Linked DNA regions of Mus musculus: all the other regions are linked to region 1. Evidence: chromatin loops called from intact Hi-C (ENCODE). Cell type or tissue: left cerebral cortex. All regions are shown on one strand.

Evidence for each region. Peaks named below come from ENCODE experiments on the same cell type or tissue, not always from the same donor. Only the 100,000 strongest peaks of a DNase experiment are listed, where the experiment ranks them.
Region 2: a loop joins it to region 1, with 4 times the contacts of the local background. A loop is called at or near these places in 25 of 42 quality-filtered maps.
Region 3: a loop joins it to region 1, with 3 times the contacts of the local background. A loop is called at or near these places in 15 of 42 quality-filtered maps.

Annotation. Positions count from the first base shown.
Region 1 is chr6:115,896,280-115,904,279 of GRCm38, reverse strand. Ift122 (intraflagellar transport 122) reads right to left here. Exons shown (of 29, transcript NM_001167763.1): 15 at 4,661-4,801; 16 at 1,369-1,422. Among named protein-coding and RNA genes, the nearest start is that of Rho, 32 kb to the left of the region's middle. In left cerebral cortex, CTCF peaks have their summits at 1,919 and 3,094 (motif pointing left); DNase peaks (open chromatin) are centred at 1,553, 2,556, 3,073, 7,095 and 1 more place; H3K27ac peaks cover 3,955 bases.
Region 2 is chr6:116,135,015-116,143,014 of GRCm38, reverse strand. It overlaps Tmcc1 (transmembrane and coiled coil domains 1), which reads left to right. Exons shown (of 6, transcript NM_177412.1): 2 at 4,765-4,820. Among named protein-coding and RNA genes, the nearest start is that of Tmcc1, 54 kb to the left of the region's middle. In left cerebral cortex, CTCF peaks have their summits at 3,621 (motif pointing right), 6,875 (motif pointing right) and 7,767 (motif pointing right); DNase peaks (open chromatin) are centred at 359, 3,640 and 6,889; H3K27ac peaks cover 947 bases.
Region 3 is chr6:115,979,587-115,987,586 of GRCm38, reverse strand. Plxnd1 (plexin D1) reads left to right here. Exons shown (of 36, transcript NM_026376.3): 2 at 6,833-7,009. Among named protein-coding and RNA genes, the nearest start is that of Plxnd1, 11 kb to the left of the region's middle. In left cerebral cortex, no CTCF peak of the experiment used is centred here; DNase peaks (open chromatin) are centred at 496, 854, 3,952, 4,747 and 1 more place; H3K4me3 peaks cover 457 bases; H3K27ac peaks cover 3,506 bases.

The sequences.
Region 1 (8,000 bases):
AAGCTGAGGCCTCAGGACAGTCATAAGAGATCAATTGAGTGTTCTCTGCTTGTCCTCAGAGACAGTTCCTTAAGCACAATTCTCAGCTCACAGATCATAAGCAAAAGTGGACCTTTTGAACTAAGACATACAAATGGGAAGTCAGTGTCCTCTCTGGCCAGTTACTTCTGTGCAGGGAAAAGTGATGTTCTGTAAATCTGGATGAAGACCTCAATGGCTAACACCAAGCCCTGGTGAGCATCGTCCCTGAGAGCCAGCAGCATGAGGCAATGACAGCCAAGCAGCCCTTGCCCACCTGTGTGGGGAGAAGGGACAGGGAGGGCTCACAGGGCAAACGTGCCAAAGCTTAGGGAGAGCAAGGGAAGCGTCTGAGTTCCCCTGGGGTTTTGAACATGAAGATGCAGCCTATCCTCTCCTGCCTCTCCTCTCTCCCCCACTGGACAGGGCTGACACCACCACCTGGCTCACCACACTAAGGACCTTGTATGTGTCGCTCATACTTTGGTTGCACATGAACAGACTCAATGAACAATAGCTACCATATTGTAGTCTGCCCTAGCTCAGCTCCGCTTGCTACCCCCTCTCCTCCCCCACCCCACACAGGGCTGAGGCCCACGATAAGCGTTTACTCTGCTAAACTGAGTTAGAGGGGCAAGACATTTGCAATTTCTTCACTGCTTCCATCTGGGAGCTCCAATGTGTCTCACATTCCCTTAGCCTCACAATAAATCTGTTCAAGAGAAAGAAATATGTATGCCTTTTTTACAGACAGTCAGACAGCACCGAGATACACAGAAATTAAAAATAGTGTCTTCCATCACCCATAAATGGTGCAGTCAGACCAGATTCTTTAGCCTACCGCAGGCCTTCTGGGCAGGAGGATGCCTTAGTAGGCCATGCTGGGAACATTTGGGAAATGCTTTATTCACTGTCAGGAGGATGGCAACAGCTACTCATTCCAGAGGGGTATACCAGGTTCTAAGAGTCTGACTGTCTTACAGCAGTACCACAGGATAGACCCCCATCTTGGATTTTTGAGACAAGGTTTCTCTGTGTAGCCTGGCTGTCCTGGAACTCACTCTGTAGACCAGGCTGGCCTTGAACTCAGAGATCCACCTGCCTCTGCCTCCTGAGTGCTTGAATGAAAGGTGAGTATCACTGTTGCCTAGCGTATAGATCCCATCTTAGGACAAGGAACCAGAGCTTAGAGAGACCCAAACCTTCCGCCTTATTCAACTACCAAGTGGTTAATCGGGTGTTGCCTCTTGGGCCACTCTATCCCCAGAACAGACTACAGGGCCTTTGTCCTCGTGTCCTCAGTATTACAGGCCATTGCATCCTGTGACAGAAAATGCTTTCATCAGTTACCTCAATACTGCTGATCAGTTCTAGGTATCGAAGGTCCTGGACTCTGGTGAAGGCCTATGGGAAAGGAATAAGAATAGAGTCAGCTGCCTTCTTGTTCTCCACAGGCTGATGGGGGTGGGATACACCAAGCTCTAGAAAGAGAGCCAGCAAGCAGAGGAGGGAAGCTCGAGTCATCATTGTGTGCTTGGGAGGTGTGCCACCCAGAGAGGCTCATCCTGCCTTCATCTCAAGGATTAGTCCTTACAAAGAACTGTAAAGAAGTCCTGGGAGCATCAATCATTTTGGGATTAAGTAAAACAGAACTATGATCCTACAGTCTACAGTGGAACCCCTTGCCAGATACTGCTCATAAGGGAAAGGCAAGCCGTGCTGATTCCAGTCAATGGCATCTGCAGAGCAGGCAAGACACAGAGACAAGAGCCTGCACGCTTCTCCCTGTGATTTGGATGGGAAGCAGTAGACAGCTCTGCTCACTCACAGGGCACACAGGGAGAGGAGGAAAAGGCTCGGGAAAGAGCAGTTCTGAAAGAGGACGGTAGGGGATAATCTCCTGGTCTCTAGAAAGTAGACTTGCATGTTAATCCTGAATGCGCATCCCCTGCTTGCACTCCAGTAGGGGTACAAACTTCTGATGTATGGATTTCTAGAAGGTTGTGAGGGTCCGGCAGACTGGTGCCAGTGAAATGCTTTTTGCTGCTCTCGGGTACCATGAGAGACTTAAGGGAACTGAACCTCTGTGTGCTCTGATGGCAACATCTATACCCAGCTGTGCTTTCTGTGTTGTCCATGTGGAATGGACTGACACATGCCCAGAGCAGCAGCTTCTGAGCCATCATGGTTTAGGATGCACAACTGCCCTTGGCCACTGCTAGGCACCCTCTATGCTAGAAGAATGGGGGAAAATGATCATGTCATCCCGTTTCCGGCTGCCTCACAGATGGCCACAGGGTGATTTCATCTTTCTACTCTACAGGGCCAGGATCTATTCAAAGGCCGGGGACACAGGAATTTCACTTGGCCTCTGTCCCCTTCCCTAGTTCATGGGTTCACATTGGAAATGGGAAGTTTGGCCAATTAAACAGAGAGCTAAATCTCCCTGAGCCAACCGCACAAGTACGAGGCAGATTCCCTAGGGACGACTCTTCCTGTCTGAGCATGAGCAGTGGCAGACGGCAGGATTAGGCAAGCACTGCCCAGGAGAGGCCTGGCAAGTGGCTTTCTTTCTGAAACAGGGACTGACTATGTTACCTAGGCTGGCCTTGAATTTCTGCTGAAGAGCTGGGGTGACGAGCACATTGCACAGTACCCAGTATCCGCGAGGAACTGGTCAGTCAGGCAGTGTGGACAAAAGTAAAATCTGCCCTTCTGATTTGTGTTTTTTAAACCATGTATGGATGCAGGTCCCTGGTAATGGGCAGAGTAGGAAAAAAAGACTCTGGTCTCAGCCCAACAGGACCTTGAGCTATTTCCTTCCTATGGATGGGATCCAGCAGCCTTCTTTGTGGTCAGGCAAGCAAGTGACACCTCTTCAAGGGCCTGTCTGGTTCTGAGCACTGGATTTCTGAATTTGATAAGTCTGTCACTAGCATCCTTCAGCCTTGATATACCGCAGAGTCAGGGTGCTATTCGGAGTGGTCAGTCACAAGACTGTGAGTAACTTCCACAGAGGGAAGTGGGGAGCAGGGAACAGATGAGCTGGCAGCTAAGCAGCTCTCCTGTGCCATCTAGTGGGAGCACCCTTCTAGGCCAGGCCCCTCCTTCCACAAGTCTGAGTCCTGAAAAACCGACTGACACCCAGGGGAGAGAAAAGCCAAGGATTCAGGATTAAAACAAAACATCAGTCAAAGTCTATGCTCAAAGCTCTACGACTTTTCAAAATATCATGCTACCCACAAGAAATATACACACAATTTTCATTTGTCAAGTAAAATGACTAAAGAAATACCATTTTAACAAAGAACCCAGCGATCTGATATGCTCGTGTCTATTCTTGAGTGTTCTGGGATGCGAGGTGGGGTATGAAATGAAGAGAAGGATATATCCCAGCTCCAGTTCCCTTTATCTGGCCGCATGCTCTATAGCAGGGCAGTAATAATACGAGCTGGCTCTTAGGCTCTAGATGTGAAGGGTAACTGACTAGAGAATATAACTTTATTTCTAGCTATAGCCCGAAGACACCCTGAAAACCTATTGGTATTCTTTACAGGCTTGCATTTCTAGGTGGGGCAGGAGAAGGAACTTCCCCCCTCCTGAATTCCTAAAGCCCTAGTCTAATACTTCCCAATGCTTATCTGATCTAAAAATATGTAGGTAATTATTGGGTAGCTTGACTTTTCTTCATGCACTGTGTATTGAGACAGGGCCTTGTGCATGCTAGCCAGTGCTCTACCACTGAGCAGCGACACCTCCAACTCTGTGTGATATGGTTGGCATTTGCACAGCTATTCCAAACTCCTTTACCAGGCCTGGGGAGGCCTCAAGGTGAGTACAGAATAGAGGAAGAGTGCTATGCATTTTAGAAGCAGGGATAGAGAAGTCAGGCTGAGAGAACAGGCTGGGAAAAAGCCCAGCTCTGAAGTGTGCTCTGTTGTTAACAAGAGGCAGGTACCACATATGTCTGCAGGTACTTCAGTATCAGTAGCCTGGGCAAGAGGAGACTCTCCACTTGGCTATGGGAGAGAAAGCAGGGAAAGAGGACAGGAGAGGCTGGAAGCCATTCACTCTTCTCCCTTGATCTATCAGATGGGCACTCATAAGTCTAGGAAAGGTTAAATATTTTTGACCATTTCCTTAGCTTTTTTTGGCTAAACTAAAAGTAGCACTGTGAATCATGTCAAGAGGGTATGGGGACACTGCCACACTGCTGTGGGAATCAGAGAGCCTGACCATCTCCTCTGCACTAAGCCAGTGCTAAGAACAATGGTGGTGTGATAAATGGCTGGCGCTTAAGCCAGCCTGAGCTACCTCATTAATAAATGGCTGCCATGAGCAGGCTTTATCTAGGTTCTTTACATAAATGATTACTACCAAGACTGGCAGCCAGAATCAACCAGATGTTTTACTGGCATTATCTGCTTAGATCTTCCCAGCTTCCTGAGAACAGGTCCTTGTCTGCCAGAACCCTCCAGAAAAACAACCCCGGGAGGGTAGTTACCACCACTGTGAAAGGGGAGACTGAGGAGACTTCAGAGCCCATTAGAGTCACTTTCTGCCCCTTTGGTGTTACTGGCACCTTCTGCCTCAAGGGACCCTTTCAAGGACCAAATTCTGGCTCACACTACTAAGTGCATACCTTCCTTGCCGTCTCAAACTCTAGTCCTTCTAGAGCTTCCATGGCCAGTTCACGCCAATCAGCGTCTGTCACTCCCAAGCAAGCGATCTGATATGCTTCTTTGAACATCTTCCTATCGAGGTACTGGTACATTGGAGCGGACTGCAGGGTTTCAGGGAGAAAGAGAATAGTTCAGAGTAGTCAACGAGTCAGATTACAACCAGATGTTCACAGTGACATCACCAGAAACACCTACCTCAAGCTTCTGCCATCAATCAGCATCTTTGCAGCCTCGCCCTGGCCACCTGGGTACCTTCTTTTCTGCTACCCCTCCTGCTGAGCTCTCTGCACACACTTTTGGCTGTCATTTGCCTTCCTCTTTCCTAGGTCTACATAACCCTAATATATCATCTTCTCTGGGAAGGATTTACCCTGCCCACCCTCCCACCCCTCATGGAAAATGCCTACTTGGCTTTTTAAAGCTCTCTTAACAGGCCCCTCCTGGAAGCTCTCCTCATGCCCCAAGAGAAGGAGTCTCAGCTGTCCTTGGCCTCTGTGTAGATAAACCTTGTGCTGTACTCCATGTGGGTCTCTGGGGTGAAGCCCTGCTCAGCCTGTGGCAGCAGCGGGGCTCTAGTCACTCCCAGCAGTTCCTCCACCAGGCCAGAGGAACAAGTTCACTGACCAGAAGGGAGAGATCTGGGATGGCCTCTTCTCAAAGGCTATGTCTGAAAGGAGCACGGATATGGAGTTTGCTCCAGACAGCCCAGAAAACTCTGAGGACCAGTCTCTAGTGCTAAAGATCAAGATGCCTGGCTGAGAATATCTACAAGCATTCCCTAGTGACTTCTTTTTTAAGAGTATAAAGACTGTTGCAGTTGTCCAAAGAGTCCTGTGTAAGGAAGTGTGATTACCTTTGAGAACACCCCAGGAGAGGGAGACTCCTGGAGCAGACCTCACTTGTCGGAGGACACAGACCTATCAAACTAAGAACCTGAGGTTAAAGCAACAGGTGACCTGATGTTCTTGGTCCTGTGTTCCTTCTTGTCGTGTGTGTGTGTGTGTGTGTGTGTGTGTGTGTGTGTGTGAGAGAGAGAGAGAGAGAGAGAGAGAGAGAGAGAGAGAGAGAGAGAGAGAACACATGCATACACATCAGGCTAGAGCTGAGCTGGGCCTGGCATCTGTAGCAATAAAGGCCCTGTCTAGATTTGAGGCCAGTCAATACGCTTCAGGGACCCTTGTCTCCCTGCCGGATTCCTGGGCAGTAAAGATCAATCAGCCAGTACCCCTGTACTAATGGTTCTCAAATGTGAAACCGGAAGTGCTGTCTTCTCCATTTGGGGCCTTTATCTTTGACATTTCTGGTTCTTTTGCCCCCCTTCAGAATTAAAAGAAACCTTTTTCCTTTCAAGCTGATCTACCTCTGACAGCAAGGCACAGTTATTCCCAGGGGCTTGTTTTCCTGCGGTAACACACCATACACTTCCCCTCTTACTGTAGGGAGGCAGTGGGCCACGAGACTAGGAGCAGCTGAGACTCTGCCAGGCTAGGCTTCTGTGGGTTGAAGTGGCACTCTGAAAAGGGCAAAGGACCCATCTTCCTGGACACAGGCGTCCTCATCTCCTTACGCCTTCCCAAATCCCACCTACTCTGCCCTCACAATGAGCTCTCTTCTCTAGACTCCTCTGGTCCACTTTAGCTCTGTTTTGTGGCTTTTGATATTTCACGACTGTCTGTAATAAGGAGGAATAATAACAGGAATCTGGGCAGGCAAAACCTGAAAACGGGTGTAATTAACCCCATTTCACAGTGGCAAAGCCTGGAATCTTGGCTGCTCGGGGGGGGGGGGGGGGGGGATCACTTCAGCCCTGGAGTTCAAGACTAATGTGAGCAACATGGCAAAACAAAACCAAAACAAAACCCAATGATCCTATTGCACAGAAAAGAAATGAGGCCTCAAAGAGGAAGATACGGTGTTCAGGATGCAGCTGGATCAGGTTACAGAACCAGAATCCAAAACCAGGGCTCCAAACTACAGAACTTCCTGTGACAACCAACCTCCTCCATGACAAGGGAACATTAAAACGTTGCACAAGATCAGCTGATCGTACAGCAGAGAGGTACAACCTGAATGAGGATTTGAAAAGCATACTAATGAACCAGTCCCCTCTGAGCACACCCTTATCTGGCTGCTGTATTCCAAGCATGACATCATGGAGCACAACTCAGGTTTACTGCTCTACTTGGCAGCTCGGACACACCAGTTCTTGCACAAGATGATACAAATTTCGAAAGGAAACCAAAAATCCCAAGAGCAAAAATGGGGCTTTTTGCCTGGTCTGGAGGCCCAAACCACAAGAAGACTAGAGGCAAGGCGACAGATAAACAGCCTTTGTCTCCAGATCGCCTTTCCCAATGCTTGGCAGCTCTGGCCTGCTGCATCAGCAGGAAGGCTGCTGCAACCAACAGAGACTTTGGCTACTGACTCTTGGGGCTCTGGCAGAAGGAGCCCCAGCAGACCCTCTGGCTCCTCTTGGTTGGCTAGAATCAAGGAGCAGCAACTGCATTTATTTTTGAGGTTAGGATGGCAGTCTAGGGAGAAAACCTTTTAATAAGCAAAGCCTGTTTGGCAAGATGAGGAAGAGTGGGCTCCTAGCAGATGTGGTGCTTGGGTTTAGGATGCTACTGCGGAGCAGATAAGGACAGCACGGAGAGTCACACAGGCAGGCTGTCCTCAGCTGCCACCACACGTCCCATCTCTCACACTCTTTTTTCCCACTGTTCATTCCCATCAGACTTCACTGCCATTGCTTGAATACTCAGTAAGGAGCAGGAGCTGATGTGGACACTACTGCAGAAAAGCCCTGCAGCAACAAGTAGCAAGGGCTTCCATGGCTCCAAGGAAGAAGAAGACAGAGTCTGCAGGCCAGGTGTATGTAGGCAGGCAGACCAACAGCATTCTAGAGGAAAGGCAGTCTAGAACATATGAACATCTTTCTATGGACAAGGCCTCTGGCCCAGCAATTTCAGTTCTTGGAATTTGTACTATGTCAGGACATACACAAGGAAGATATCCACTATTTGCAAGAGTAAAAAGCTATGGGCAGCCAGGCCTGGTGACTCACACTTTTAATCCCAGCACTCTGAGGCAAAGACAGAGGAGACTGCTGTGGGATTGAGACCAGCCTGGTTCACACAGAGTTCCAGGGCAGCCTGGACCAATACTGAGACCCTGTTTCCAAAACACACAAAGAAAAACAAAAAGGCTGTAAGTAATATAAATGTAGGTGCCGGTGGAGTAAGCTATGGACTGTCATTGATAGAAGAGCTGCATTCATTACAAACAAAGCTGGGTACACAG
Region 2 (8,000 bases), 240 kb before region 1:
CATTTCAAAAAAGTATTTGAAGATTATAGACTGTGGAAAACTGGTGTCTTCCCTTTACCATGGGGATGAAAGAGAAGTTGTGGAAGTATCTGCCGCCGGGAAATGTTTTACATATTATCTATACCCTTTTTGTCTCTGATTTTTTTTCTTCTCTTAAATCACTGATACACACACACACATATATACTCATGAACTTAAAGCCTGACTTGCCATGTACCTTGGTTTCTGGACAAATAAGCTGGAAATGGGCCAGAAACTTCCTTCCTGCTGGCTATCCCTCATAGTATTGGAAGATGCATTGATGGAGAATTGTCAGTGAAAGTCTTATTCAAGTGTGTATCGTGTGTACAACAATACTGACCAGTCAGGCTGCAAGATGAGCTCATTGTTGCAGGGCTATTGTGAGGGTAACAAACTGCTTTCTGATTCAGTTGAATGCCTGTTTTATGGTTGGGAGATATCTCTGCCACTGTAAAATTGATGAAAATCCTGTGGCTGAGGTGAATTCTAAGCCCTAATGAGGAAGCAGATAGTGTTATTTTGCTAAATGACATAATGTGCCTGTCAAATTATGACATTAAAGTGAGTCCAGGATTGCCTTCTAAAGAACTATTTGTGCCTATACACTAGTGGTGATGTCAGTTTTGGTCAGAAAAGCTTTTTGCAGAAGTTGCTGGTAAGAGATTCACAAATGGCTAACCTACAGAGAATAAATGACTGTTGAATACCTAGTTATGAGTGGTAACTATATACAACCTCCAGGGCTCAGAAAATGTTGTGGGAAAAGGGGTGAGAAAAATGTAAGAGCCAGAGAAAAGTAGGGGGAGAGTGTAGAGTGCTGACTCCTGGGCATGCCATGGCATGGCTGCTTTTGAACTCACACAGTTGTGAGTACCTGTCAACACTGAGCCGTGGAAGGAGGATGATTTATACAGAATCAATAGTTCATGGAGATTCAATGGTATAGCTAGCTATTGGTAAGTTGTACGTCTTCCTATAATAGGCTACCATTGTGCTGCTATAAACAGCCCTAATGTGATTCTTTAAGTTAAAAAAAAACCTACAAGGCACCAACCACAGATAAGAAAGTGTGAAAACACCAGAGGATAAGTCCCTCAAAACAGGCATGAGCACATCATGGAGAACTGAAAGGAAGCCAAAGGCCAAAAGAGCAGTTAAAAAAAGGGAGAGAAAGCACAGCACATAGCAGAACAGTGGTAACTATCCAGGTAAACAAATAGACAAATTGCCCCTGTGTTTGCTTTCAAGTAAAAGCAACACCGGAAGAAAAAGTGTGTAATGGGGTTCTTGGGTGTTTTTTGAGGTTAAGATAATTCATTTTCTTTCCTTTTTATATTTTAATTCCGCTGGCCTCTGGTGTGTTTTCATTTTCCCCCAAAGATTTGGAGTACACTGTGTCAGTATATGTTTAAGTGCCTACTATAAGGCATTGTTCTTTAGCCAGGTGGTGAGTGTAAAAGCCTTTAATCCCAGTGAGTCCAGGATAGCCAGGGCTACACAGGAGAAAGTTTGTCGTGAAAAACAAACAAAAACAACAAAATAAAAAAGAAAAGGCATTGTTCTTTGGCACTGTGTTTTCAATTATAGCACTTCCATTTTTTTTTTATGATTTCTATTTCTTTGTAAAATTCTCACATGCTGTCTGCCTTTTCCATCGGAGCCTTTGCTGAATTCACACTGCTTTATGTTCCTTGGCTATTCCAAAATGTAGGTCATGGGTCTGGGCCTGATGCTTGTGTTGTTTTTACAAGGTGTGTTTTTATTGCTACCTTTAGTATATTTGCTAAATTTTTGTTCAAAGAGGTATGTGTTTTTTATAATAAAATACTGAGGAAAATAACTGGATATATTGACCTCAACTTCATGTCTATTTGTGGGAATTTCTCTACTAGAGTGGGGATTTGTGTCATTCTATTTAGTGTTTGGCTATGTTTACTACTGCTGTGGGCTACTGAATTTGACATTCATTGTTGCCATGGTAACCAAAGATTTCCCTTTTTTTTTTTCTTAGTAATCTTTGTTCCCTGTGAGTCTGCCTTTCTTTTTGTGCCTTTTCTCAAAATACCATTGTTGTCTAGCTTTCTCAGTTGTGTTCCATTGTTATTTGTATTTAGATTGATGTTGGTAGTAGAGGGTCAGGAGAGGTTTGTGATGTTCTAGTGAAGCCTCAGATTTGTGCAGAACCTGGTTCTAGGGATGTAGTCATCACAGGACTAAACAATACCCCCTTTGTTTTTCCATGACATTAGTGGGTATCCAGCAAGTGACTTTTAAACTATACTTAGATATTGCTGTGAGGTAGTACAGCTCTCCTAATTTGTTTTTGTGGTTTTTCTGTAGTTTTTACTTTTTATTTTGTGTTGTCCTGTTTTATAAGTGAGTTTTGTAAGTAACAAAATCTTTTCATTAATACTTTCTGTCATTTGGTACTTTAATACTTAATATGTGTCACACCTGTTCGGTAATCTTCCTTTCTCCCGTTTTGATGGTTTTTATGTTTAAATTCTGTTTTCATTTTGTACCAGTGTAGTGGATCTCTTGCTGGACTAATGGAATAACTAGTCACCCGTTCCTCATTCAAGAATGAAATCGTTTATGTATATAAAATACTGTTCACATTTAGTTTTAATGGTAGCATTAATTAGCAGTTTTCTATCTCTTTGGTAGTAGATTGTGGTATACCTATTCCTTTGGCCATAAAAGATTAATGGATCATGCTAGTTTTTTTTTAAAGTATTTCCTTAAAATATCCTCAGCCTAACCCAGGAGTTTACAACTGTAAACTTTATTTTTCCTGTGTTACTTATCTTGTATGAACCATGTTAAGCCAGGTGATTATTCAGGTTAAACTAAGCATATATTAAAAGAGTGAAAAACTACAAGGAGTAGAAGAAACTAATTTTTAAATTTTTACTGAAAGGGGAGAATTTCAACACTGTAAATAAAACTGTGACAAAGAAACAATAGTCATAATAGAATGTTTACTGAGAACTTTATGCAAAGGGATCAAGAAGATAAGAGTTGGATATTAAATATTTTGTCTACCATGTGTACTGGTCACTCTCTGTTGCTGTGGCAAGTGTTTGACAGATGCAGGGAAGAAATATTTATTGAGACCTGATTTCTAATGGTGACTGTAATATTTTTGTTTTTCAAGACAGCATTTCTTTGTATAACAGCCCTTTCTGTCCTGGAACTCACTCTCCCCCTCCCCCTCCCCCTCCAGTTTCCACTCCCCCTCCCTCCCTACCTCTGTGTGTGTGTGTGTGTGTGTGTGTGTGTGTGTGTACACTCTTGAGCACATGTACGTACATGTTCATGTTACTATGGGGATGGGTGTATGTGCTATGGAGGTTAGTGGCTAGGAGTCTAGGTGCCATCCACTTTTTTTAAGACAGGCTCTCCCACTGTTACCAACTTGCCTGGCTAGCAAGCCTCAGGGATCCACCTGTCTTTACCTCCCTAATGGTGCTGGGACTACAAGTGTAAATGTATCACACCTAACTTTTTTTTTTCTTTTGGAATAACTTTGGGTTTTCTTGTTTTATTTTATAGATTTATTTTTTATATATAGTGTTTTACCTGCATGTATATCTGCAGGCCAGAAGAGGGCACCAGATCTCATTATAAATGCTTATGAGCCACCATTTGGTTTCTGGGAATTGAACTCAGGGCCTCTGGAAGAGCAGTGTGCAGACACTGCTCTTAACTTCTGAGCCATCTCTCCAGCCCCAACACCTGGCTTTTTATGTGGGTTCTGGTTTTCGTGCTTTACTGTCTCTTCTGTTTCTTGTTTAGCTCTCAATCTATTGCTTTGTGCAGTTTTACACATCTTGTTTTCTGTGAGTTCCCTGAGAGTAAATTTGAATTTGGCCTCTATAATGTTGAGTACATAACATATTTCTATGATACTTCTCTAAATACATTGTCTGTAGTGATGGCTATTAGAAGCTAGTTTTCCAGGGAATTTTCAATTTGATGCATTTCAAATCTCAGTTGAACATAGTAAATAGATTTTATAATTAGCTTCCCTTTTCCTTCCTTTCTCTACACTCCCAGTTTTTGAGATAGGCTCTCCCCGTGTACTCCAGGCTGGCCTGGAGTTTGCTAGGTGTCCCAGGCCAGCTCAGTTTGTGATCTTCATAAGTTCTGGAGTCATAAGTGTTAGGCCACTATGCCTGGCTTTAGAATTGCCTTTAATGAAAGCTTACAGATGTTTGTGACAAAAAGTACTTGAAAAAATGTTTATGAAGTTGTGCTTTTCTATGCATCTTTTAAATTTTCATGTTCAAGGCTATAGCTGATACGGTATCTGTTTGTTATTCAGAATGATCATATTAAAATAGTTATTTGTAACCTGTGACACCCTCCACCCACCCACTCATGTGTAGCTCTGGCTAACCTGGGACTTGCCACGTAGACTCGATTGGCCAGAAATTGGCAGTTTCTGCCTGTAGACTACTAGGAGTAAAGAAAGACGTATACCATTACACTTGGCTTTTTTCTTTTTTCAGTGTTGTTAATTTATATTTGTTTACAAAGTATCTTCTTTCTTGATTACAATTTTTGTTTTACTTTTTAAAAGTGAGAAGATGCTGATAAAAACTAAAAAAATGATTCCACCCCTTCCTACTAGTAGAACATAAAATTTTAATATTTCCCGTGCATTCAACCTTTCCTTGTCTGTCTGTAAAAGGTGAGCTCCCAGCTAAGTTTCACTTCGTTCTTATGCTTGCTTTTCAGCTTCTCCTAAAAGGACATCAGTGCCCCAAGTACGTGCTTGAGGGAGAGCAATGAAGGCAAGTACCCAAGTTTTCATGACCTATGAATGAAAATAACTCAATGCCAAAAGCTTTGGCTACCATGTACAAAACAAAAAAGTTGGCAAGAGAAAGGAATAAAAAAAAATGTATATATAATTTAGAATGGCTTTGTGGAGGACCCTTTTAAATATTTGTTGAATTTTACAAAGCAATTTTCTACTTTATTTCTAATATTAATTCAAAGCAACTTGTTTTCTTAGTGTGCATTTACCAAATACTGTGTGCTAAGCAAAACTGTGGTAGAAAAATGAATTGTGGGAAATTCTAAGAATTGACTGAAATGACCAGAAATGTCTGGTGTGTTCATGGCTGCTTCTTACTCTTTTCTCCATATTTCATCTCTCTTCTGTCATGTCATTTTGCTCTTTTCCTTTTCCCATTTACTGTAAGAATGTGACACTTTAAAGATAATGAACAAAAGAAAAGCCAAATTCCTGTCTTATCAGAGTATAGCTAGCTTCTTGTATATGTAAAGCCGGGAATATAAATGTAATTTTGACTCTTTTCATAAACTAATTAACAGCTACTAACGAATTACTATTTTAGAGAAGAAAATGACAGAGCATTCAAAAGTGTTTTGAGATAACTGAGTTTCATGAGTGCTGACATTCTTACCATCAGCATTTGCAGTTATGGCAGTGTTATGTTATTGTCTTTGGTTATTTTGTTATCATACTTGGTTCACATACCTTGATCCGAGGACTTTAGAGATTTCTGTACACGGGCTGGAGGAGCCTTCACAATTTTGACCATGTTCTATGTGTGTGATGTCACAGTAAATAATAGCTGTTCCACTTGCCAGGTTACATCTATCAGAAGTGGGTAATCACAACTTACTGATCACAGCTTAGCTTGAGTGTATTTCGGGCTGCCTGCTCCACAAGCCTGTGCTAAGTAGCGTAATTAAAATAAGTCTTGCTCTTAGAAGTCTTGAGATACATTCTCTCATCTTTATAGCTGTGCCTAAGAGCCTTCCCTAGGGATGGCAGCATCTCTTTGTAGTCAACCATTTCAGCTTTAAAATACAAAAAAGCCAATGTACAAATACTAGTGAAACCTCACATGAAGTTAACTGACATTTGAAATGTACTATATTCTCCAAGTTTTTAGATAGGAAGCAGACAGATGGTTGATTAGCTCTCCATTCTGCCCAAAGAAAGGTGTGCTAAGTAGTCAATTCCTATAATACTTAATGTGTGAGATAAGTAGTAGTTCATTTAGTTCCTTAGTTACCTTAGTAACATTCTTTTATTCGCAGTATCTTTTAGTCGGACGGGGTAAACTGGCTTTATTTTATTTATAACAATAACCAGATCAGTTGTACAGTGTAGCTAATATAGTATAAAATGAGGAGGATCACAAACTACCTCCCGTCGCCCTTACTTTGATATCCTCCCGTATTCTCAGTCTCAGCAGCCCAGTATGAGAATAATTTGACAGACGTACACTGTCACTCGTGCTGGTTTGTTGATCACACAGCCTTTTAGCCTAAGATTAATACAATTCAGTAACTTAGTTTGCGAGGCAAACTTACGAGGGAAGGTCAGGATAATTAAACATGCATACTGTTGGCAAAAGTAGCCCATAGAATGTCCCAGAAAGTTGCACTAAATCTTAGCCAATAAGTTTTTTCTCTTTGTGGTCCCAAAGGGAGACTAACAAACCAATGTAAATGTAGACTTAGGAAAGGGGTAGGGGTGCAGGACACGGAGCTTCCCCACTCAAACAGCTGCTTTCAGTTGCCTCCTTCCGGAATGAAGAAACACATGGTGTTTAGAAAGTAGAAACGTACTGGTGAGAGATGAGCATTTTTAACCCCATCACTCTGTCTTTTTGAGTCATGAAGAGTCAGCAGATAAGGAAATAGGTTTGAAAGAATGGGGACCATGGAGCACAGGGCCAGTGTCCATGTCCTATGGTGAAAAGTCCTGAGAATAGTCACCCGGAATTGTGAGTGGATTTGTGTTTCCTGTCCCTCGGCATATGTTTAGCCCATGTTGACAGTGGGCTCATTTATGCTTTCTGTTTTGCCACTTGGTGGCAGCAGGACTCATACCACAGAACAGGAGCCTGCAGTGCTTAACTGGCAATGGCCGATTGTGTTCAGGTACTCATTGTAATGTAGGCATTTTTAAAGTCTTCTAAACAACAACAAAAATTGAGAGAAAATACGCAAAACCTCCTGCATCATGTTTTGTCCTCTGTAGTAACTTCTATGCATTTCTACAATTTTATATATTTGCACAAACTCAATAAAAATAAAACACTTTATTAAAAAAAGAGATCTGATCCCAGTCCATCCACCCCTTCCCTCTGCATGTGATTTCAGTAACCATGACAGCTATGCTCTTAGTTTCAGCTTCCTTTTCCTATGTTTAATACTGGCTTGTGGCAGCTATTTGGCCTTTAACCTTTTGTTTTTCTCTGTTGTTTGATTGCACCTATTTACTGTTCTACGTCTTTGTTTTTGAGTTTATATAAATAGATAGGAATCTTCTGTCAAGAATACTGTTGAAAGAATCTCTTTTCTGTTTTCTTGTTCTTTTTTTTTAAATCAGTGTCACTGTATGGCCCTGACTGGCTTAGAACTTGCTGTATATTTAGTGTAGATTGACCTTGAACTCTCCATCTTCCTGTGTTAGTCTCCTGAGAGCTAGAATTACAGGTACACAACACACACACACACACACACACACACACTCACTCACTCACTCACTCACTCACTCACACAGCCTCCTTCAAATCTCCCTTTTGACAGTTGCTATTGAGCAAAACTTTGTTCTCTCTGAAGAGTGACCTGTCTGAACTACTCATTTATTGGGGCCAAAAAGGGGTTTTGTTTTTTTGGGGTTTTTTTTTTGATTTATTTATTATTATATCTAATATCTAAGTACACTGTAGCTGTCTTCAGATACACCAGAAGAGGGCATCAGATCGAATTACAGATGGTTGTGAGCCACCATGTATGTGGTTGCTGGGATTTGAACTCAGGACCTTCGGAAGAGCAGTCGGTGCTCTTAACCACTGAGCCATCTCTCCAGCCCTGGTTTTTTTTTTTTTTTTTCCTTCAGCAAGAATTTAATTTACAAGATTTTTCTTTGCTTTGGCCTCCCAAAAGAACATACTCGTCACCTCTAATTACCATTGAGCTTGATG
Region 3 (8,000 bases), 83 kb before region 1:
ACCAGCTGTCCCTGAGTGGGGACAGCCCCAAGAGTGTCTCGGAGTGCCAGAACAGGAACCAAGCTACCCCAGAACATAGCTTCCTCTTGTCAAAGTCCATGTTGGGGCCACCCAGGTGGGCATCTGGTGGCCCCACTGAAGTAGCTTCCTCTGGTGCTGACACGTGATGTCACCAAGCTCCCAGGCAGCCAGGCCTTTGCTCTCCCAATGCACTGTCCTCAGCTCCAAACCCCATAAATCACATAAGATGGAGGATGGATGGAGGAAGGAAGCCTGCGGCTCTAGTCCAAGGCCTGTGCAGCCCCAGAGGGCCGATCACAGCAGCACTTTAGGCTCAATCAGTAAATAACAGAACTGCAGGTAGTAACCTTGAGTGGAAGCCTCGGGCTGGAGCCATGCTGGGCGCTGGCTAGCTGCCCGAATGGGTCATCTCAGCCCTGTTTGCCTGCTGTGTTATGATGCAGCAGGCCTCAGTTTCTCCACCTGGCTTTTGAGGGCTTGCTAGCACCAAGTGGCTGTGATGGTGGCAGCCGTTGGGAGCCACAGACTGCAGAACCAGCTGACCTGCCTGGAGCCTCGGAAGCCCCAAGTGTGTCAGTACCCAAGGGACTGGGGACTACAGAAGGCCAGAGAGGAGGAAGGCTGCGCTGTAGAGGAGGTGTGAGACTCAGGCTGTTCCTAGCCCTCAAGGGACCGGTAGTGGCCAGCTCCGGAGACACAGCTGGTCCCCTGCAGTGAGGAAGAAGCAGAAAGCCATCTTGCTGGAGGAGGCCTGCCTACTGGAGCTAGCTGGGGGGCAGGGCCTTGGGCTGGGGAGAAACACAGTGCTGCTTATACTACACCACACTGTGTTCCTGGGGGACAAGTTGGGGGGGGGCGGGGAGGATGCTGGGGACTGGGCCAGGCCAGGGAATGAGAAACAGCCTGGAGAAGGGGGAGCTGGGTGCCTGGCTGGCTGTGGTCAGCTAGCCAAACAACCACCGTCTGAGTAAGCTCTGCGGGGTCCAGGCAGCAGCCGCTCAGGCCACCAAACCCGGACTGTGCAGGATGCTAAGAAACTCACGCAGACACCTGGCTGCTGTTGGTACCCAGCGGTCAGCTGGCAGGGCTTCTCCATTCTTGGGCACCCTGACTCTGCCGATGCCCCCAAAGCCACCTGGGAACATTTACTGAGCAGCTGTGAGCTTAGCACCTCTAGTAGTCCTGTGTGGCTGGTGCTGTTACCGTCCCAGCCTCACAGATAAGGAAGCCAGCCAAGGGCTGGGCTGTGTTGTGTGTCTTAAGGAAGGCCCTGCCTGCCTCTGTGCTAGGCAGCTCCTGGAGGTATCGTGATGGCCTTGGGAGGTGCATGGGCTCCTGGGCAGGAACAGTTTCCTCCGAGAGAACCTTCCAGAACTGAGGCTGTCATCTCGTCCCCTGGCCAGAGCTAATACATAGTAGGTTTTAAGGAATCTTTGTGCCTCGGTTTACCCTCAAGTGAGACATTGCGTCCGTGGAGCTGCCATGTCCCAAAGGGCAGCCTGTGCTGAAGCTGGGAGTGGGGCTTTAAGGCTGGATTTCTTAGAGGTGAAGTTCTGCTTCTGATCTCATATCTGTGCAGGCTCCAGACAATTTCTTTTATTCCTGAGACAAATATTAATGCCAAGGGCAGAGAGCCCCAAGCGGCTGGGCTCTGCAGGAAGCTGCTGCCTGCCGAGGTCGCCCTTTCTCCTGGGCCTGCCACCCCCACGTCCTCAGGAGAACCCTGCCCCATCCAGCCTGGATCCCTGTCCTTATCCTTCTGCAGAGATCAGGGCTTGGGAGTCTAGGAGGTGTGACTCCGCGTGGGGCAGAGATGAGGGAGGAGTTGCCCAGAACACAGATCTCAGACCAGCCACAGGTCAGGGTCGCTTTGAGCGAGCCCTTGATGGCTTATGTTCATACTGACGGAATGCTGTTGAACTGCAGAGAGGTCATGGTCTGCTCTGCAGCTGTGTGCGAATGTGTTTTAATAAGCATCATATTTGAATGACTTTCAACTTACAGGACTGTAAGTTATGAAGGCTGGAAGGGTAATCTTTCCCTGTGTCCCTCTCCCCAAGTCCTCTTTGCTAGCATTCCACACTACCACAATACCACACAGTATTGGGCCCCCTCCGACCCTCAGCTAAGCTGCAGAGGCTCCCAGTGGGATGGGGTGTGGCTCTCACAGAGCCCCTGTCTAACAGAGCAGTAGAGGAGAAACCCTCCCATTGGCTGCTGTCAGGGTCGTTAAGAGGGGAGTCTGGACATCTCAGTCGCCTCTGTCATCCCACAGTCAGCTATGTGACACTTCTGAGCAGTTGTGAGCCTTCCGTTCTGGGCCTCAGACAGGAAGGTGTCCCTAGGCCAGGGACAGCTGCACAGTAGTAGGCACCTGGGATGGAACCTGGAGACTACGGCTGCCGTGTCTCATCCTCCTCTGAGTGCCTGCTGCGGAGCTGTAGAGGTCTGGCAGGGTCTGTGGGAAGGCTATGGCGGGCATACTGTAAGCCCTCCTGGAGCTGGCTTCCTGGGAGAGAAGAGCTGTATTCAGCTGCAATTACTGAAGGAGTGAAATCAATAGGGCAGCCCTTTAATGGAGAGTGGGCAGCACTGAGCTTGGCCCCAGGAGGCAGCTGGCTCAACAGGGAGGGGCTGCATGCTCTCAAGGAAGAGCTGAAATCAGTGGCCATTACCTACTCCATTTCAGAGAGGGACAAACTGAGGCTCTTACAGGAAACAGAGCTAGCTGCTAGATTTCGTGCTGCCCCAAACACCTGCCTGCCCTGTGCTACCCACACAATAGGCAGGCCATGAACCTCCCTTGCTTTGCCGGCTCGCCATGGCTGAATTGCCTTTCATCACTGCTTAGAAAGGAAGCGGCTGGATGGGATGTTTACACCTTAGTCAAAATTAATTTCCCTTCTTTAGTAAGTATTCACTCATGAGCTCTCCAGAGGGACCTGTCATGCGCCTAATACACCCGAATAAAGAGAAGTGCTGGCCGTTACAGTATTGTCACACACACACACACACACACACACACACACACACACACACACACAGAATGAGAATGTGTCTGCACACACCTATGGGATGGATGTTCACATGCATGTGGAGGACAGAGAACCTTGGGTGTCGTCCTCACGGGCTTTCCAAAGTGGGCCAGGCTCGCTGGCCAGTGAGCTGCAAGGATCTGCCTGCCACCGCCCCCCCCCGCCCACCCCCCACCCCCCTACCTCCTGAGTTCTGGGAGTCCAAGCCTCTGCCACCAAACACAATTGTTTTTTGTTTGCTTTAATCATGGTTTCTGGGGATTAATCTCAGGTCCTTATGCCTTCAGAGCAAGCTCTTGTCCAACAGAGCCATCTTCTCCTCCCTGGGCTTGTCTTTTTAAGAGTCTCATATTGATTGACTAGAGCCTTGCAGGCTGGGTTACCTGGAGAGGAGGCATGGTGGAGCTGGGCCTAAGGGCCCAGACACTGGCTGCTAAGGGCAGGGCCAGTAGCGGGCTGTGGGACATGGGTGGGATGTTTCAAGAACTGCGGAGAAATGGAGTGGTTGGCCTTAAGTGTGGGTAATGGGCAGAATGGAGGGGAGCCCTGAGCATTCGGTGGGGTGAAATCCCTCTGCACACAGCGAGGACACTGCAGCTGTGTCATGGGGACGGTGTCATGGGGACGGTGGCCTGCTCTGTCCCATTGAGCTAGGAATAGGCTGGGGTTGTGTGGGCCACTTCAGTGAATGAGGTGCTAGGGGAGAAATTCCAGGCTGTGGGGCCCATGGCCCTGATCACCAAGTTCTGCAAGGCCACCCTCAGGGCCTCTGTGGGTGTCCCAGCCCTACTCCTGCAGGAGCCACTTGTAGTCTGAGGGTTTCTGGCCCAGGCAGGCAGCTTCCCTCCACATAGATCATTCCAGCCCCTGTTGCTCACTTCTCCTTTAAAAAAAAAAAAAAAAAGCTTTTTTTTTTTTTAGATTTTATTTTTAGGATAAGAGAAAGAGAGAAAAAAAAAGGTTGGGGGAAAGGCTTTTTCGAAAATTCCTTCGGCACAGAATTAATGGCTTGTGAACGTCAGGGCAGGCTGCGGGAGTCAGTTCCCAGCCTTTCCACAGCCTCCCCTCTCATGGCGGCCCACAAATCACTCCCAGCCCAGCAATGGCTCTGCCTTTCCCAGGACCCACACTCTGGCTGGACAGCCAGGCAGGGCTCAGCGAAGCACCCAGAGCCGACTCTGGGGGTCTCTCGGAGCTCATCTCCCACCACAGGGATTTACAATATTTTAATTTAAAAAGCAACTTATTTAATGACAAAAGTAAGTAATCTGTATTCAGCGAAAGTTATGTAAGTTGTGGGAGACCATGGTCTCAGTGGGACAGGACAGCTGTAGCCCTTGTGCTGCTCCGGGACAGCTGGGGAGGAGCCCCAGCCTGGGGGTCATCTCAGCTCACGTAAGTCCAGGACAAAGGCAAGTGGGTTGGGGCTGAAGCTCGCTCAGGTCAGGAGTCAGAGTGCACAGTGACTCTGTTTGCAGTCTCACTTACTCTCGGTCAGCCAAGGTCTAAGGGTATTAATGGAAAATTCCAGAAATAAACAATTCATGATCTTGAAATTGCTTGCTGTGCTGAGTACCACGGAGAAGTCTTGTGTTGTCCATCCCTACCCTGCCTCTGAGTCTGGGCTCTGTCCAGCGTTTCCACCCTGCCTAAGCTACCCACCTGGTAGCTGCTTAGTAGTCATGGTTCCTGATAGCCTGTCCCCAAATGCCAGAGCTTGGTTTGCATGGTCCTTACTTTTCTTAAAGTGCAAATGTACGGTGGTGGCAATTTGATACATCTCGGAAAGCCATGACGTGCCTGCCTTGGGAGAAGGGGTGGAAATTCTTGCTGCCGAGGTCTGTGGTGCAAGATTGTGAGCCAGAGCCCACACTTACTGTGCTCCATTGCAGTGTTCCTCGATTGTCCCACTATTGCCTCCCTTACAGAGACGACTGATAAACTCTCATTGGGAGAGACTATGGGACCAAACTGAGTATATAGGATTTGGTCCTTGTGTTTTCTGACATTCCCCAGAGGCCTTGGGATGTGTTCCTGTCAGGCGCTGCTGTGCAGGAACCTGATAGACAGGGACAGGAGCAGAGACAGTGGCCCTGAGGCAGGACCGGCGTGTGAGGCACAGATACAGGTTAGATGGTGGCATGAAGACCTGAGAGAGCTGAGCTGAGGGCTGGGGTCAGAGAAGCCCCCTTGAGGTGGCCACAAGCTTCAGAGTAGGCAGCTTCTGTGTGCAGGGCAAATATTCTGCCATCGAACTTATCCCAGCATCTCAGACTCCACCCATGTAGGAGCGTGTGTCTGGGGGTCAGAGGACAACTTTCAGGAGTCTGGTCTGGAGTTCTACTTTGAGGAAGTGGCTTTCTTGTTGCTCATGTGAAGTTGGGATGAGTCTCCTGTCTCTGTCTACCATCTCTCCATAAGAGTCCTGGGGTTAAGAGGTGACACACTCAGGTCATTAGGCCTGTGTGACAAGCACCCACCCGTACCCCTGCACCATCTCATTAGCCACCCCCCCATCCCATTCACCTTTCTTTTTTTTTTCTTTCAATTTTTGGTTTTTATTTTTAATTTTTTTATTTAAGTTAATTTCATACAAAATATTTTGATCCTATTCTTTCCCCTCCCACATTCCTCCCAGATCCTCCCAATCTCTCTACCCACCCGGGTCTTCTCTCTCACTAGCTTGGAACTCACCAAACATCCATGATGGTTGGCTAGTAGTTCCCAGGGAACCACCTGTCTGCCCCTGCAGCACTGGGATCCCACGAGTGCAACACTGTATCTGGCTTTCAAACTCTGTGTCATCACGCTTGTGTAGCAAATACTTTACAGACTGAGCCATTCCACAGCCTTCACATCCATTCCGTTATTGGATTAGCACCAGTCATAGCTGACAGCCAGTGGTACCTGCTTAAGTCTGACCCAGCACCAGCTGAAGACCTTGACCTCTGCAAACTCAGTCCACCACTGATCTTGTCTCAACTCCCAAAGGGGAAGTATGTGCACACGCCCATTTTATAGCTGAGTAAAGTGAGGCTCAGAAAAGCAAAGTAACATGCCAGGGTCAGCCATAGCAACCCTCAAGGACACAATTTACCCATGGGTTTTAGACCAGGGCACTTCAGCCCCAATCCATAGCTGTGTGTGTGTGGGGGGGGGGGGCGGGGCGGGCGGGCTGGCCTACTCCAAAATTGTCCCAAGAAACCTAGGGAATGGGAAGAGATGCTAGAACTGTGGGGGAAACACAGTGGAGATGGAAGGGACGCCTCTTGGGTGTCACTTCAGTAGTGAACTAAGGCAAGGATGACCTCAGTGACCAGATATGGGCTCTTCTGGCCTCTCTGCTGTGTGTGGCCAGGAGGAATGCTGTGGCCAGGTATGTGGCTGTGCCGTAATGCTCAGGCTGGGCTGAAATTCCCAGGGTCAGGGAAGTCTCCTGCCTCAGCTTCCCCAGTGTCTGGGACTGCAAGTAATGTACCCCTGTACCTTTGGTCACTTAAAAGGTCCAGTTTAAGACCAGTCTTGCCAGCTTGTCTTGCCTCCCTCCCTCCCTTCCCCACCCCCAGTCTATTCCCCACATATCTTAAACACCAGCCATCTCCTACGAGTAGCTGTGTCACCCAAGGTCAAGGCTAGACCTGGGTAGCATCTGGGGATCTATTTAACCGGGCCTCTGTTTGTGTCAAGCAGGGTCTGAGAGCTGGGGTCTGCCTGTGTGAACAAGCAGGGAGCCAGAGAAGGTTCCAGAGCTGAGTCTAACCTGCCTGTCTTCACAGCTGCAGCCGGAGCAACTGGATTGCGGAGCGGCCCACCTGCAGCACCCACTGACCATCCTGCAGCCGCTGAGGGCATCGCCCGTGTTCCGTGCTCCAGGGCTCACGGCCGTGGCTGTGGCCAGTGCCAACAACTACACGGCCGTCTTTCTGGGCACCGCCACAGGGAGGCTCCTCAAGGTAAGGGTGCTCCACGGGAGCTCCCTGGGAAGGGCCACAGAGGGCCAGAGTCCCCCTGCTTTCTTCAGTTTTCCCTCTGGGCCTCCACAGCGGCCTGTCAAGGAGGGAGGAACTGACCTGAGCGATGTCTGCACATTGTCTGCTTTCAGCATCTCCTAGCCTGGGGCCTGCTGCCTGCCCTGCCGCATCTTGACCTTTGCAGTGCACAGGCTCCCCCTGGGCCTCTGTTTCTCTACTGGCTGCAGTTGTTGGGAGACAACAGAGCTGCTGGCCACCCCTTCAGGGGTCCACTTTCTGGATTAACCATGAGGCCTTGCAAGTTCCAGAGCTAAGGGAGGGCAAGGAGCTGCTTTTCCTACCTGAGAGCCGACTGGACACCCCTGCTCGCCGCCTCTCCACCTCTCTGTCAGACTTGCAGCCAGGCCCAGCCTAATTGATTCAGAGTCCATAATCTAATTCCCTTTGGCAGCTGCCTGGGTGGGATGGGGTTGGGGCTTGGGCCTCACAGGCCTAGAACCACCTGTGGTGACCAGGGAGAAGGCAGGGCCCCGGTTACTCAGCCTTGACCCACCCGGGCTCAGCTTTGGTGGCCAGATGTGTAGCTTCTGCTTTTAACTGTTACTACTCGCTGTGTGACCTAAGGACATAGCTTATCTCCTCTGGACTCCGGGCTCTCCATCCATTGAGGAGGAATGAGACAGAGCAGGACTGTGGTCAGAGCCCTCTCCCGCTTCTACCCACAAAACTGCAGTCATTAGGCACCTGCTGTTTACCCTGTGCCTCAGGGTACTTCACAGGCACCGCGTCCTTTAGCTCTAACGTCGAGCCAAGGATTCTATTCCACAGAAGCAGGCCGCTGAGGTCCTTCAACAAAGTGACTAGAGATAGCTAGAGATGGGGTCGTTGCTTTTTCATTTTTAATTGATTTCTATGTGCCATGCTTGGGATGGGATACAGAGCCTCAGCTGGGCCCCCAGGACTCAGTGAACAC